3 separate regions of the Mus musculus genome follow, and regions 2 and 3 are each linked to region 1. A link is a loop called in an ENCODE intact Hi-C map of the cell type or tissue named here. Cell type or tissue: left cerebral cortex. All regions are shown on one strand.

Region 1 (5,000 bases):
CCTGCTCTATACAGTGAGTTCCAGGACAGCCAGGGCTACTAAGAGAAACCCTGACCAAAAAAAAAAAAAAAAAAAAAAAAAAGAAGAAGAAGAAGAGGAAGAGGAGGAGGAAGAAGATGATTTTCTAAGAGATTAAGAGTGTCAAGAGTAGTTGGTTGGGTGTGGTGAACGGCCTATAAATCCTAGCACCCTGGGAGGCTGAGTCAGGATGGCACCTGTGACTTGGTGCTAGGCTGGTAGATTTCAGGTTGCCCTGTGTGATTGGTCTTACCTCTTAAAAACATAGATGCGTGGCCCTGGGAAACCTAGGTCTTTCTTAGAAAAGCACTCAGGGTTGATTGCCATGGAATGAGCCGGTGCTTTAAGGTCCAAAGTAAGTAATTATATTGACATTTGGTTCTGAACGAAGATCAGAGGTTTTACTTTCAGGTACCAGTGGCCTGCACATGACCACATGGGTTGGGGTTTTGTTGTTGTTGTTTTTTTCTTCTACAGTCCCTTGTACAGTCCTCACCCAGCTGCTGGCCTCTATCCTGTAGAAGGAGTATTTCCAAGTGGTTTGCAGCCTTTTCTCCCTCACCTGCAGGTCCAAGGGGAGTACCCAGAGTCCCAGGAATTGTCCCCTCTTCTATGAGTGAGGTGGGAGCAAAAGGACCCTGTTGAAAAGCCCAAGCTGGCTTCTTAGTCCAAGCCTAGTACCTCATGGTAGCCAGGCAAGCATTCTACCACACAGCCCAGCTTCCAAGAGCTGCTCTGAGAGTTGTCTTTATGGCGGGGAGGGCTGGGAGTAGGGTGGGCAGAATCCTCTTACTCATGCATGTATTTCTCCTCATTTCGTCTTCTCAGCTGCAAGCCAGGGATAATTCATATACCTACCCCCAACCCAAGTCTGCAGACGTTGGAAAACACAAATGCATAAAATGGTGCTGCTCTTACACTGTGGCTGCTCTTACCACAGGACTCTTTGTCCTCCTTGGAAAGGATCTATGTTGGGGAGTATTGGCATCAATGTGGCCAGGGGCCTTTTCTCCAGAGGAGTGTGCTCTTGAGGGTAGGGAGGACCTGCTGAGGGCACAGACCTATCTAGATTCCAGAAAGGCTATGGGGTGTTATCTCAACATGATAGCAGAAGAGATTCCCCCAAGGACAGGAAGGAAGATGACTCAGGAGGAGGATCCTAGGTCTGACACTCAGCCTTGCCATGGCCACTTGTTAGGACTACTGGTCACCCTACAACTGAGGGAGAAAAGCCTTGCAGGCTATTAAAACCCGTAAAGAACTCTTATGTAGCTGAAAGAGACGTAGATGTCAACTAGCCTTGTAATAATAGCAAGTATCAGAATGGTAATGATGAAAGAGGCTGTGATACTTCTGTTAGGGCAAGGCGGGAGGGAGCTAGCTATGGTTTGTACCATGAAGACATTGAAGAACTCCCTTGAATGGGAGGGAACAAACTACACTGGGCTCATCCAGGCCTTGTCCAAAGGGACAGAGTTAGCCTCAGGTGAGAAGAGCCTGGGGTGTCAGTCCTATGGTGGGTCTGTTCCCCACTGCTGTCAGTATTCACAGTGAGCTGGGGGTGGGGGTGGGGAGATGGGCTTCTAGACTGCAGAGACAGAACAGGGGCAGGAAGCCACTAGACGCTGGTTTTCAGTAGACTAAGCAAACAGATCCAGAGGAAGAATAGGCAGGACTGGATACCTTTGGGGTTCTGAGAAGTATCAGGCATTGGGGGCCATGAAGCACCCCATTTCTTGCCTCAGATACCTGTGCCCTTTACATCAGGAGGCCCAGAGGCTGAGCACTTCTCCTAACTGCGTTTGCGAAGACTCCAGCTCAACCTTCTGAAGAGGAGAACTGTTCTCTGTTGCCCACTGCGCGGAACACTGCCTCCAGGGGAAGGGAATCCGTCCAGATTATTTGATCTCTGGACTCCTGGAAGCCTGAACCTCTGGAGTTTGGCTTTCAGTAAACCTTTTCTCGCGGGCGGGGGATGTTCCCCCAAGGGGCGCACCACTCAGTGAGTCTGGGCTCAAAAAGAGGCCTGGACAGCTGTATTGGGAGAAGTGGAGCTGACTGATAGATACTCCCACTGCCAACCCCTCTAGCTGCGAAGACCCAGAGTCACAGAAACTTTGCGGAAATAATCCCTGTCACAACCTGAAAGGTCACAGAGGACCAGGGGACAGTATCTACGACAGCTGGGAGACTCTTACTATTTAGAAGGATGCTCTCTTTGTTCTTACATTTGACGAAAGAAAAGTTCATTTCTTTTTCTTTCCCTAGACGACGCATTCACCCCTTCTCCCCGGGAGAAAGCAGGTCCCTGGACTTTCACCCTTGCCTTTCAGCCAGCCATGTGCAAAGGTGCTCTGGACCGCTCAGGACCACTGCCGACCACGCCCCACGGGCCTCGGGTCACTTAGACAGCTCCCACAACCGCAGCCGCCTCTCTCCCAAGCCGGATTTTCTTGCGAAGCGAAGCTGTTTCCGTGGGGATCCACATTCGGTGGCCCAAGCAAAGGTTTAGATTCCATTTAAAACGACTGGCGCGACTTATCTCCCCTTGGCTCCCTAGGATTCTCAGCCACCCTCTATCCCTCCTAGCCGGGCGGAAGCCAAACCCACAGCGTTTGAAGTTCAGAGAATTCCAATCCTCGAAGAACTGGCCGCATCTGAGCCGATCGCCCCAGCAGGAGAAGGACTGCAAGTCGGCGGGGCTGCAGCGGAGAGATGCACCGGGGCGGACTCCACTAAGGTGGCTGTCACCTCTCTTTGCTTTCGAAGGGTTACCTTGCTTCACGCGCTATTAGAAATTTCCTTCCTTCTTCCGCTGCTCAGTAAATAACCTTCATAATACAACGATAGTGAAGATTAAAACACACTTCCCAAGCAGGAAGAAAAACAAAAACAGTAACAACCCAAGACAAAACAGAACAAAAACCCCCAAACCGTGTCTTTCTCCAGCACTCTCTTTTCATCTGCAGTGAAAAATTCTACTCCCTTCATTTGAAGTCGGCCAATTGCTGATATTAGAAGTGACATTTAGTTGGATTTCTTTCTTTTCTTTTTTTTTTTTTTTTCTCTTTAAGCATCGGCATAGGTAGGGAGAGGTTCAAGTAGGGACCTCAAAACTAGGATGCTAAGTAGATGGAGGCTGCTTTAAAAAGCTATGCTGGGGTCTGGGGAGGAATTTGGGACTGGGGGTGGGCTGAGAAGGGATTTTCATGAAGCTCAGATCTGGAGCAGACAGGAGGCTGCAGCCTTCAGAGAGTCTGAGGCCCCTCCTGGAGATGTAAGGAAAGCCTGGCTCCATCCGACTGACCCAGGAAGGAGACTAAATGGCACCCCTTGATCTCACAATTCTGTTCTGCTTTCATCTCTAGGGAAAATGCTGAGTAAAAGGGGATCAAACGTTGAACATTCCCATTGAATGCAAAGCTGGGGGCGGGGCAGGGAAGTCAGACCAGCCTCCCTCTGAGAGGGAGGGCAGTGAAGTAGTGGCTAGTTCATGGGGGGGGGGGGGGGGGGCTGGGAGAGTGGGTGTCTCACAGGCCCAGCCCCAGAAGATGCAGCAGCAGCAGCAGCCCTGAGACAGATTCAGGAGTCTAGAGAACAGAGAGACCAAGCAGACTCTGGCTGGAGTGAGAAAGCCAGGACAAGCCAGAATTGGTGGATATCTCCTCAGGGCAGGAGAAGATCCGAGAACTCACTATCCCCTTGACCCCATCTCTGCCTTGGCCTCTGAAATCTTTCTCTAGATTTCTGGGCTGGCAGTGTTCAGCAACTGCTGGCTTTGGGGGTTAATAGGGAGTGGACACATTTGCTTGGATACCACCCTTCTTGTCATCTGCCCTTGTTCCCCAGGCAAGATTAACAAACATTTGCTGCATCAGGAGAGAAATGGAAAGCCAGAGTCGTTTTCCTAAACCTCTGGCTTCCTCCATTATTTCCATAATCCTAAATCAGCCAGATTGAGGGAAGGGTAGAGAGAAACTGAGAAAAGGGTAGGAGACAGAGGACAATGAGGGAATCACAGGAACTTTCTTAGAAGCTGGGGCTTTGCCTTGGGACACAGGAGTTTTTATCCCCACCCCCCGCTTCTTCAGCTAAGAGGGCAGGCTGCTCACTAGTGGAAAATATTGCAGGGGGAGCCAGAGAGGGGGATGGAGGAGCTAAACTCGGAGGGTGCTCACCTCTGCCCCTCAATCTGGCCCACCTGCCAGGCTCCGCAGGAGATTCTTCTACTCCTTCTCCCAAACACCAAGTCCCAGAATTCCACAGGTCCAGACCTTCACCTCCTCAGAGGATTAGCCTAGTCCCTTCACCCCGCCTACTGCCTGTTTTTGTTTTTTGTTTTTGTTTTTTGTTTTCCCCATGACATTTCAACAACTTTCTCTCCTACCTCTAGCTTTGGACACAGAAAATCTCTTTTGGGTAGAGCCCAGGAGAGGACCCTGCAAGCTCAAACCCTGCTGATACTCTTTGCCACACAATCTACCCACAGCTGCCCTAAAACCATCAGAGAAGGCCAGCACCTTCTACCTGGGCTCCTTCCGTACTACCAGAGCAGGGGGCCGGATTGCCAGCTCCTTTTCATTAGAACACGCCGTTTGTGGCAGAATTCGTTGACTCTGTAGAAATACCTAAAATACAGACAGAAAAAGAAAGGCCAATCTTAGACCCTTTCCCTAACCGACATACCTGAAATAGCCCGGAGATAAGCCAAACCAAAAGATGTTTTCTTCTATGAAGAGCCAATCCAAATTCAAATCAGGCCATCTAGATAGAGATAATTAACAACAACAACTCATTGAACACTTCGAATTTTAGCCAGGTGATCTGGGTGGGGAGAGATTTTTCTTCTTCTTCTAAAATCGAGGAACACTGTGTTAGCACACAAGGCCGGTTCTCAAAGGGGAAAACGATATCTTTTGGCTGTTAGGGGATGAAAATAAAGTTTGGTTCTTAGGAGGGAGACAGATGGGGTTGGGGAGATG
Region 2 (5,000 bases), 54 kb before region 1:
ACCTTCACCCACCCAAACACTCAGCATCGAGCACTCTGTACTTATCTATGATCTGGCTATTATTCGTATACAAATACATCTACTCAGCTGAATTTCACTGCCTTCCGGGGAATCTCTAGCAAAACATTTAAATTAAGTTGAGTATTTTTAAATGATATTTTCCCCCTTTGTCTCTAAGTTCGTTTGATTTTGAAATCGTACATTAATTAAAAAAAACCAAAACAAAACAAAACAAAAAACAACCATTGGCCTCAGTTCGGCATCAGGCATAAATACTTAGTGAAATGCATAGTGACGTTTTACAACCGTCCACTTAAAGTTACTTAATAAATCTGACAGTATTGGGAGCAGATGGAAAAGGTCGTTTTTTCAAGTTCCATGTTTATAATTTTTATTCAGAAAGTTTCCTTTTTAGAAAAAATACTTGAATGATATTTTCAACATCATTATTCATGGACCAGTGTCTGCGTTATTATTCCTGTGCTTTTAGGAGTTTTTGTTGGCGTTTTTTGTTTATTTTTTGTTTTGTTTTTCAGGAGGAGGCCAATGTTCTCCTGACTGTCTTGTTCAAAAAGTTTTAGGCTGGTTACTATTTAAAAATAAAGAAGTCTCCAGTCATGGTAGCATATTCCATTAACCCCAGCACTCTGGAGACCAGGCAGGTGAATTTCTGAGTTCGAGACCATCCTGGTCTACAGAGTGAGTTCCAGGACAAAGAAACTGTATCTCAGAAAACAAAATAAAACACCACCATCAACAACAATAATAAAATAAAAAAATAAAAATATCTAAGAAGTGATTATAATCCATAACCACCTCAACTAATCTGTAAATCCATGCCATGTCTATTTTAAATAAGAAGGGAGTTATCTGAGATTGGCACTGTCAACAACCATGTCAGAACTAAAGGGAGGGGCACCCTGACATCTTCTGGGGAGGGAGGGAGGGAAGGAAGGAGGGAGGGAGGGAGGGAGGGAGGGAGGGAGGGAGGGAGAGAGAGAGAGAGAGAGAGAGAGAGAGAGAGAGAGAGAGAGAGAGAGAGAGAGACTTTACCCAGAACTGCAGTAGTGGTGACTTTCCAAAGGGGCAGTATTCCATCTGCAGAGCTGCTGTTAGCTCTTCCCTAGGCCGTAGGTTCAGAAGATGTCTTACATCTAAAGAAAAATATCTCCTATCTCCAGAAGAGTCCTATTTGGAGCAGTTCACAAACAGTGTTTGAACCAACTTGGAGGGGAATTTCCAATATTTTAAACATTTTGGAGATGCCATTAATGTTGCTGGATGGTAGTTCATTTGGAAATGATGCTGTAACACAAGGTGCTGGGTGCTGAGTCTGAAGCAGTTATCTTCATATGTTTCCACAGATGGTTGGCAATCCTCAGGGTAGCAAAAAGATTACTCTTTACAAGATCATCTGACATGTATATTTCAGGGCCATTTTTTTTGTTTGTTTAAGCAGCTTTACATCTTTTCCCCCATAATTCTTCATCTAGAAAGACATAAAGAAGCTCTTGTTTTCAAGTCTTTGTAAGTCTTCAAGAAAGGCAGGAGATGTTTCCATCATCTGGGATTGTAACAAGCCAATATTTTCCAACAAATGATAAATTCAGTTCTCCCATTCACTATTATTGTCTCCTGACATAAAGGTAAAATTAATCTGCAGCTGAAAACCCAAATTCCAAAGCTACTGGTTCCTTCAACATTTTAATATGTGTGTGTATGTGTGCACGCACAAAGGATTTGGCAAAAACAAAAAACAAAAACAAAACCCCACATTATCCCACTTGTATATTAAATACATAAACATATTGTATAATTTATGACTCTGAACACAATATCTCCTGTGCTGTTGGGGGCCAATAAACAATAGCTATAATACTGGTTGTTAATATAGTTTTGATAGTGGTTGTTGATATTAAGTATATTTATTTCTTCTACAAAACAAATGGTGTGCAAGTATCAATATAAGATTGCACACCATTATGGGGCAACAATCAGCTCTGAGCTGTCTAGAATAGTTTTCTTCTGTGTCCGTATTGTGATCATTTTGTAGATGAAATATTTAAGTTCTCCTACTGACTTCTTAGAGAGGTGGATTGCTTTGAATTTCTGAAATGTAACTCTAGAACTCTAGAGTTAGGAAGGTATGTGAGACTTTTTAATTTGCCGTAAAGATTCCCAGATAATTCTAATTAAGGTCACAGACCACCTTGGAGGGTGAGGGCTGGGAGTGAATGGTTATTTAAGAACACGTCTTGGACTGTAACAAACATGTACAGCTTTAAAACAGATCTGTAGAAATCTGATGCACGGCGAGCTGCTGTGAGGACAGATTAAAGTTGGCCATTAAAGAAAGGAAGCAAAATTCACCGCATAAGGAGCATTTTGTACCCCAAGTCTAGAAATCGGCTTAAATTACAGTATCTTCACTCGTCAGCAATTAATAATATCTGTACAAATTCTACAATTATGTACACAAGCACACAAACACTGATATGCAAATACATGTATAAACATATATTATATTCACATATATACAAGCACATGTATAATTTACATATATTCAAATATTCTCCTTTTGGAGCAAAAAAAAAAAATATGACTACTAAACCTTTAAAACAAGTCAAGTCAGAGCTCAGTTCCCTTGAAGCTGAAGAACGTCAAGGAAGCTTGTCAACACGAGGTGGCGCCCTTGATCTACGAATCTGGCTGAGACCAATTCATGAGCTGTCAAAAGTCAAGGTCACAAATTGTCTTTTTTCGTCAAGGTCAAGGTTTAAGGCCTTTCCTAGTCCTGTCATTTCAACAAATACCAAAAACCTGTCCTTTCAGTCACATGCAGACTTAAGAGCAGATTTTAAAATACGACAGTCTAGGCATTGCTGATACTCAACAACTGGTTTTCATTTGCCACAGGGAGTCTGGGAACCTCCTCTCTCTCCCTCCCTCCTTTCCTTTCTCTCCCTTTCAGAACACCTAACACTTTCATCTCCTCGAAACCTTTTCAGTTGTGAGCTTTTAGTTATGTGAGATTTTTTTCCTCTTCTCATAAAAAATTTAGAAAAACCTGAACAATAATAATAATAAAAGACTGGTCCTTGGCTTGTGTAAAACAAACCTGCTTGTTTAGTTTTTGTGCAGTTCAAGTTCCGCGTAGAAAAGTAACTCGGAGTGTTTCCTTCAGATTTTAATGGCAGTGATTATTTCATTAACAGAGCTAATACCACTATCTACAGATCTAATTTTTCATTTTTAGTGGAAGTATTTAAAAAGCAGGTGCACAAATACATTTTCACAGTGTGCTGAATGTCTTTATTTACAAGATAGCATTTACAGTGAATATGAACAGAACGAATGTGTGAACTGAAATTACTGCTTGATTTAAAATGTGCTGTGACGATGAGTCCCTAAACTTTCTACTGCAGTCTCCTAACACAGTAAACAAGAAAAAAAAAATACTAATCCTTTAGTAAATTAAAATATAGAATGCAGACATCTAAATATTTTGGGAGAACGGGTTTCCATTTTGAGGTTTTTTTTTCTAAGTAAAAAAGGAAAATGATGTCCCTAGCAAAATGTTTAACAAGTATTGGAAAATGCCAATTTAAAAAATTTAAAGAAAGAGTATGTTTTAGGAGAAATCCATACTAGGGTGGGACCTTCCAGGAGAAGGGGCATAAAGTGAATTCTTCGTATTATTTGGTGAGATTTAAACACTTCAAAAATTACAACAAATCCTGTGGAAAAATCCTTTGACAGTGTTGGTTAATCCACCATGTTTGTTGTAAGCAATTGAAAGGTATTTCCAGAAGCTCCTTACCCACCCAGGGTTCTCTTGTAACCTCAAGGGTTTAGCTGGCCAGATTTACTATCAAAACAATAGATCCTTGGATGAGCGTTCTCTCTCCTCTCATCTCCCTTTTTAGCAATAGTTCAAATAAACAATTCAGTGCCTTTCCCCCTTCTAAGCCTCTACCTGAAACATTTCCAGAAGGAACAATGGCAGGGATTTCAATAAGGTTTACCTGAGCAGGCACTTAACATGCAAAGGGGAGGGTGCTGGACCAGCTGCGTGGAAACAGCCTTTGTTTCTGTAACCAGTTTTCAGATTACCATCTAACACAGTGTCCTAAAATATAATGGTCACATAAATACTTACAAGATTTGAGAAAATTCATAATTTATCTGAAATTGTGTGTTTTAGGGGCTGATGAGTTGACTCTAGAGTTTGTCACTTAACGCTGTGGTGGGGTTGTCGGGAAACCTGGCAGTCTTTACCATTCCTTAAGGTTTTGTTTTAATTGTAGATTCCATGGAAGAGAGAGTCCCCTTAGGAGAGCAAACGTCAGCGTCTCTCTATCCAATTCTTCAGTTAGTATGATGCATTATTATTATCTGGGCAAAGAAACAAATCCTTAAGCGTTTCTTCAAGCTGCCCTCTGCTCCACCTTTTAATCCATTAACTAGTGGTCTTGAGTTTATTGATGACTTTTTTCTCTTTGACCCTCCTGTTCTGGAACCAGATTGTGACCTGCCTCTCAGAGAGGTTTGTCGTGGCTGATATCCTCCTCCGTTTGTCCTTGGTAATGAATTTGTTCGTAGCGTATTCCCGTTCGAGTTCTTTCAACTGCACCTTAGTGTAAGGCACGCGCTTCTTTCTCCCCCTCCTATAGGAGCTGGCGTCTGAAGGATGGGAGACGACGTCTGTAAGATAAGGAAGAAGGCAAGTTACTCTGGGAGCCGACCTGAGCCAGAACACAGGCGACAGCTCAATGTGAACTGCCGGCCTTGCAATGCCTGATTGCTCTTTGCCACGAATGCTGTACAATCCAGCCTTCTGCCAAAGCCTGGAGCGTTAGTAGGGGGGTATGGTTAGTTGTGTACTGAAATGAAATCGCCCAGAGTTCCAGTGACCACCCCAATCCGGTCATTCTGCATGTACAGCGGTCCACACCTTAGCACTCAACAGGGTTCAACACTTCTTTCTGTAGAGCTCGGCT
Region 3 (5,000 bases), 410 kb after region 1:
TGCACAATTAAAGTACCATTGCAGGCAAAATGTCTTAAATGCCTTTTCCTCTTAACATAATCATCCCTGAGGCTTTGGATCAGGGTCTTCCTGCCATTTCTCTGTTGAATTTGAATATGAAAATAATCCTCAGTGCCCATAGGAAGCAGGTCATTACCCTTACTTGAATCAGCAAAGGGGTTGAAAGAGTGGAGGATCTGGATAAGGCCAAATGTGTCATAATATTTATGTACATATTCATTGAATCAGTTCATTTAGTTAATTGAACCAGGTTCTTACTATAGGACATTTATGATGTAGCTAAAGCCTTAAATCTTTTTTCATTTTCTTCTTTCTTTTTTTCCCTCGGGGCAGAATCTTAACTGTGGCCAGACCTCACTGTGTAGCCCAGCTTATCTTGAATTTGTGAAACCCAAGGTGAATAACCCGAAGGGTCTCAATCACAAGTTCTGTTAACTAGCTCTCAGAACTCTGAGTTTGGTGTGCATGCTTGGGCACGCAAGAATCATAGGCCCTGCCCACAAAATGCCAAGGCTCAGAGTCTGTTATATTATTTTGGCTGCAATACAAGCTTAGGCTCCCAAACTTAGGTTTCTATGAAGACCCCATGGTGAAGTCCTCTGCCATTTGATGAGTCTTACATGCTGTTTCCACAAATAAACCTATTCTGCAGAGATAATAAACTAGTTAACTGCTGTGGATAGTAGATCTAAAACTGTTTGAATGTTTTGTTTCAAGCTTTTCTTATTTCTTAAAACATTTTGTTGGAAGAAGTGATTTAAGCCACCCATTATAGTATGATAAAGGTTTCCTCTGGCTTGTAATGTTTTGGCTGAGAAATCTGCAGGTAGTAGTCACCCTTGTATGGTGACTTTTTCCTTGCTGCTTAAAGACCTTTGGCAGCTTGATAATAATGCGTCTTGGTGTCTCCTTGGGCTTAGCCTAGTTAAGGTGCTTTGAGGTTGTTTTGTTTATAGAGACAGGGTTTTCTTATGTAGTCTAGGCTGCCCTTAAACTCTCTAAAGCCTCGGTTTACCTGACTCTTCCAAAATCTGGGACTCTAGACATAGAGCACCATGTTTAGCTATTTTTAATTTTTGTACTTTGTCCATTTTCTTTTTCATACCTAGTAAGTTTCAGCTGCTACTTTTAGAAATATGCTCTAAGGCGGTCTGTTTCTTTCTAGAGTCTTCAGCCTTTGATGGCTATATTTTATTTCCTTTTTTTTACCTTACATCTTGTCTTTTACTACTACCCAGGCTGGCTTTGACTTCACAGTCCTTTCTCAGCCTCATGAGTAATGGATTAAAGATGTGCACCACTACTCTGTTTATATTGTTTTTATTGATAGGTTCTTTTATGTTCAACCCCCTTTTTCATACCCTTTTGTATTCCCTGACTCAGCTATTAATATTAAAATTTAAAATTGCATTTAGTTAATTTTCTGTGGACATGTGTATTAGTGCCTGTCTCTCTGTGTGTGTGTATGTACATGTGTGTGTCCAGGTCAAGAGGACAATTTTCAGGAGTCAGTTCTTGTCTTCCTACCATGTGGGTTCCAGTGATTGAACTTGGGTTGTCAGGCGTGGTGGAAAAGCCTTTTATCCATTGAGTTTACACACATGCTCACCCCCGCCCCCCTCAAGCTCTGAAACCCAGGTAGGAGGCCTCAGACTTGCTGGTAGTCAGTGTCTGGCCGAGTTTGCAGAATCTTTATTCTGCTTTAGTCGTTTAGATTTCCTTTTGTGAATTTTTCAGTTCACTTATTGTATTCTTCATCTCCAGAGTAGATGGCTATTTTTTTGTTTGCTTCATTATTTTTGTATAGTTGATTATTGGAGTACATTGAATTTAATTAAAAGTATTATTTTGGATTGTTGGTCAGATAATTTATTGAACTCTGTTTCTTTTAGCTTAATGATGTTTCTTTTATTTTCTTCCTTTGGATCTTCTGTTCTTCAGAAGAATTTTTCCATTTTGTGATTTCCACAAAGCAGCATCCTCTTTGACTCATTTCAGATTTGTTTGTACTGGAAAGAAGTTCACCATATACCCTGCCCAAAGATTCTCTGGATCCCCCTTCAATCTTTCACTGAGATATGTTATGTTGTAGCTCTTTTGTGTAATTTCCCAACCTTAAAATATTGCTTGTTTCCGGAGTTTGTACTCTTTCTCCCTCTTGTGTCTGTCTGTGGTACTGCATGCCCTCAGTTGGAATCGGATGTTGAACAATCAGTCCTTTTTTTCCCCAGTGCCTAGGCACCCAAATCGTCCTGGTTTTGTTGCTGTCAACTCAGGTGAGGCAGAAACCTGTGCAGTCCATCTAAAAGTCTGTATGCGAGGTCCATGTCCGGCTCTTCCTGACTGCCGGCAGGAGTGAAGCTGCACAGCCTGCAGAGTTGAGCCTACTGAGGGGAAAGCCTTGTGGTTGTTAGAAAACAATGCCTCTTTTAGCTCACCTGGAGTACTTGTTTTTGTAATGGGTTTTTGGAGTTCTTCCAAAGGATTTTCTGGATTGTGCACTGTGAAATCGCTGACTGCCTGGGAGCAGAGCGTGGGCTGTGAGACTCTTTATTTTATCTTCTCCACATTTCTCCAATTTCACTTTCACTTACTTGGCAGAAGACTCTTTCAGACATTTTGTAATTTTCACAATGTAGCCAAAGGAAAGCCTTTTCTTTTATTCCTGGTTTTTTCCCCTCTTGTCTTTTTATCAAGTGTGCATCTAGGGAACTAGTGCCAGTGTTGGAGGGAAAGAGGTAGAGTTTCAGAACGTGTGAAAGGGTATCTTCTGTTCTGCTAGGAAATGAATAAGAGTACTAGTGGCTAAGAGCTTCGTAAGCTCAAATTCTATTAGCTCTCACTAATGGCACACATCTTCAATCTTGTTTTGGTTGTTAATGGTGGCTAATCAAAATTGTAGGACATGGGGCTGCTAAAGATAGCTCAGAAAGTAATATCAGGGCAGGCAGCTGGAGTGCCCAGAGGGCAGAGTACTGACTCCCAGATGTTGTCTTGTGGTATGTCTGAACCAGCACATGTGTACACAACATACACACACACACACACGAATTTAGCAAAACCATAGAACATATCATCTAAGACTGTGACTTTCTAATAGTCAATATTTAGCACAGTCTATTTTGTTTAGAAAACACAGTTTGAGATCTGTAATGTCTATATTTGAGTTGAAAATATTACATATATTTTAATTTTTATTATTGTATATTGTATATGGTACTGGGTTTTTTAAGGATCTTTCTCATATGAGTTCATTCAGTATGCTTTGAACATCTTCCCTAGAATACATCTAAGATGAAAATATGTTAATCTCTTAGAATGTAAATACTCTCCTCACCCAAGATATACAAATTGCTTTCAGACAGAACTTGCCAAAGATGAGAGATTAGTGATTTAAGTTACAGGAGAGTACTTACTAAAACAATGCAAGAGCCCCTCCGCCCCCCTCCCCCCCAAAAAACCCAGACCCTAAGTATGAGGTATAAAACATTAAGTTATTAAAAAGTACATAATAGAGGGGCTAGGAAGCTGGCTTAATCAGTAAATTGCTATAAGGACTTGAATTTGAATCTCCAGCACCCATGTTATAAAGCTGGGCCTACATGTCTGTAATCCTGACATTGAGCAGGCAGGCAGAGAAAGAAGGATCTGTAGTGTTTGCTGGCCACCTAATCCAGCCACATCAGTGAGCTTCAGGGTCAGTGAGAGACCCTGCCTCATAACAAGGTGGAGAGCAATTGAGGAAGACACTCAACATTGACCTTTGGCCTCTCATAATCTTGAATCTGTGCACACAAAAATCCACAGGGTATAGTAGCATAATAATTTTAAATAAACCAGAAGATTTTGTATTTGATCATGTGTGTGTTTCCATTGTCTTGGAGAAATTAGGTAGCACTTTGAATATATAGTAGAGACTTCATTCAGTTTACATAAATTACTATAACTTTTGGTCACAGTTTAATCATAATTAGACATGCCTAATGTATTAGGGTTTTACTGCTGTGAACAGATACCATGACCAAGGCAAGTCTTATAAAAAACAACATTTAATTGGGGCTGGCTTGCAGGTTCAGAGGTTCAGTCCATTATCATCAAGGTGAGAGCATGGCAGTATCTAGGCAGGCATGGCACAGGCAGAGCTGAGAGTTCTACATCTTCATCCAAAGGCTGCTAGTGGAAGACTGACTTCCAGGCAACTAGAGTGAGGCTCTTATACCCACACCCACAGTGACACACCTACTCCAACCAGGTCACACCTATTCCAACAAGGCCACACCTCCAAATGGTGCTATTCCCTGGTCTAAGAATATACAAACCATCACACCTCATAACTCAAGATTTTAAAATTTTAAGTGCATATTTTAACTTTAGGGTGTAATTAAAATGTTGTATCTAGCTAGTATTAAGGTAATTAGTTATATTCTTTCTTAAATTTTTCTCCTTTAGGTTGGATGGAGTACTGCTCGTGACTATTACACATTTTTATGGTCTCCTATGCCTGAACATTATGTGGAAGGATCAACAGTCAATTGTGTACTAGCATTTCAAGGTGAGAATTAGAAACTGAAGGACTTGATCAAGCCAGCAGCCTCTGTTGTAGTTCTCTGTTTCAGAGTGTTTAGATGAGTCTTTGTTGAGTGAAAGTCAGATGACTGTAAATGCCATGTGTAGGGCACAAGGGGTTTTCATAGCTACTCAGAACACTGCTTTTTTTAAATGAAGCAAACTTGGAGTTTCTTAAGAAAAGGTTGTGTTGCAGGTTTAAATGTAAGCATTAACAAGGGAAGGGAGACAAGTAGGAGGACAGAAGTACATATCCTCACACACAAGCTAAGGATTGATTGCATGTATAGGAAAGGAATATCAACCAATGATGAAGTTGAGGTTGCCACAATATTCATTCATTTGTATGTTCAGAAGACCCTTTCATTTATGCCAGTTTTGATTTGTCCCTTATAAGGGACAAACTGTAATGT

The links. Peaks named below come from ENCODE experiments on the same cell type or tissue, not always from the same donor. Only the 100,000 strongest peaks of a DNase experiment are listed, where the experiment ranks them.
Region 2: a loop joins it to region 1, with 2.5 times the contacts of the local background. A loop is called at or near these places in 17 of 42 quality-filtered maps.
Region 3: a loop joins it to region 1, with 2.4 times the contacts of the local background. A loop is called at or near these places in 10 of 42 quality-filtered maps.

What each region holds. Positions count from the first base shown.
Region 1 is chr6:52,308,049-52,313,048 of GRCm38, forward strand. Evx1os (even skipped homeotic gene 1, opposite strand) reads right to left here. Exons shown (of 4, transcript NR_038163.1): 3 at 4,705-4,782; 4 at 341-2,849. Among named protein-coding and RNA genes, the nearest start is that of Evx1, 2.9 kb to the right of the region's middle. In left cerebral cortex, no CTCF peak of the experiment used is centred here; DNase peaks (open chromatin) are centred at 2,639 and 4,675.
Region 2 is chr6:52,254,445-52,259,444 of GRCm38, forward strand. It overlaps Hoxa13 (homeobox A13), which reads right to left. Exons shown (of 5, transcript NM_008264.1): 5 at 4,409-4,704. The coding sequence ends at 4,460. Among named protein-coding and RNA genes, the nearest start is that of Hoxa13, 3.9 kb to the right of the region's middle. In left cerebral cortex, a CTCF peak has its summit at 2,674 (motif pointing right); DNase peaks (open chromatin) are centred at 2,700 and 4,696.
Region 3 is chr6:52,722,729-52,727,728 of GRCm38, forward strand. Tax1bp1 (Tax1 (human T cell leukemia virus type I) binding protein 1) reads left to right here. Exons shown (of 18, transcript NM_025816.3): 3 at 4,471-4,573. Among named protein-coding and RNA genes, the nearest start is that of Tax1bp1, 12 kb to the left of the region's middle. In left cerebral cortex, a CTCF peak has its summit at 2,190; DNase peaks (open chromatin) are centred at 2,192 and 2,508.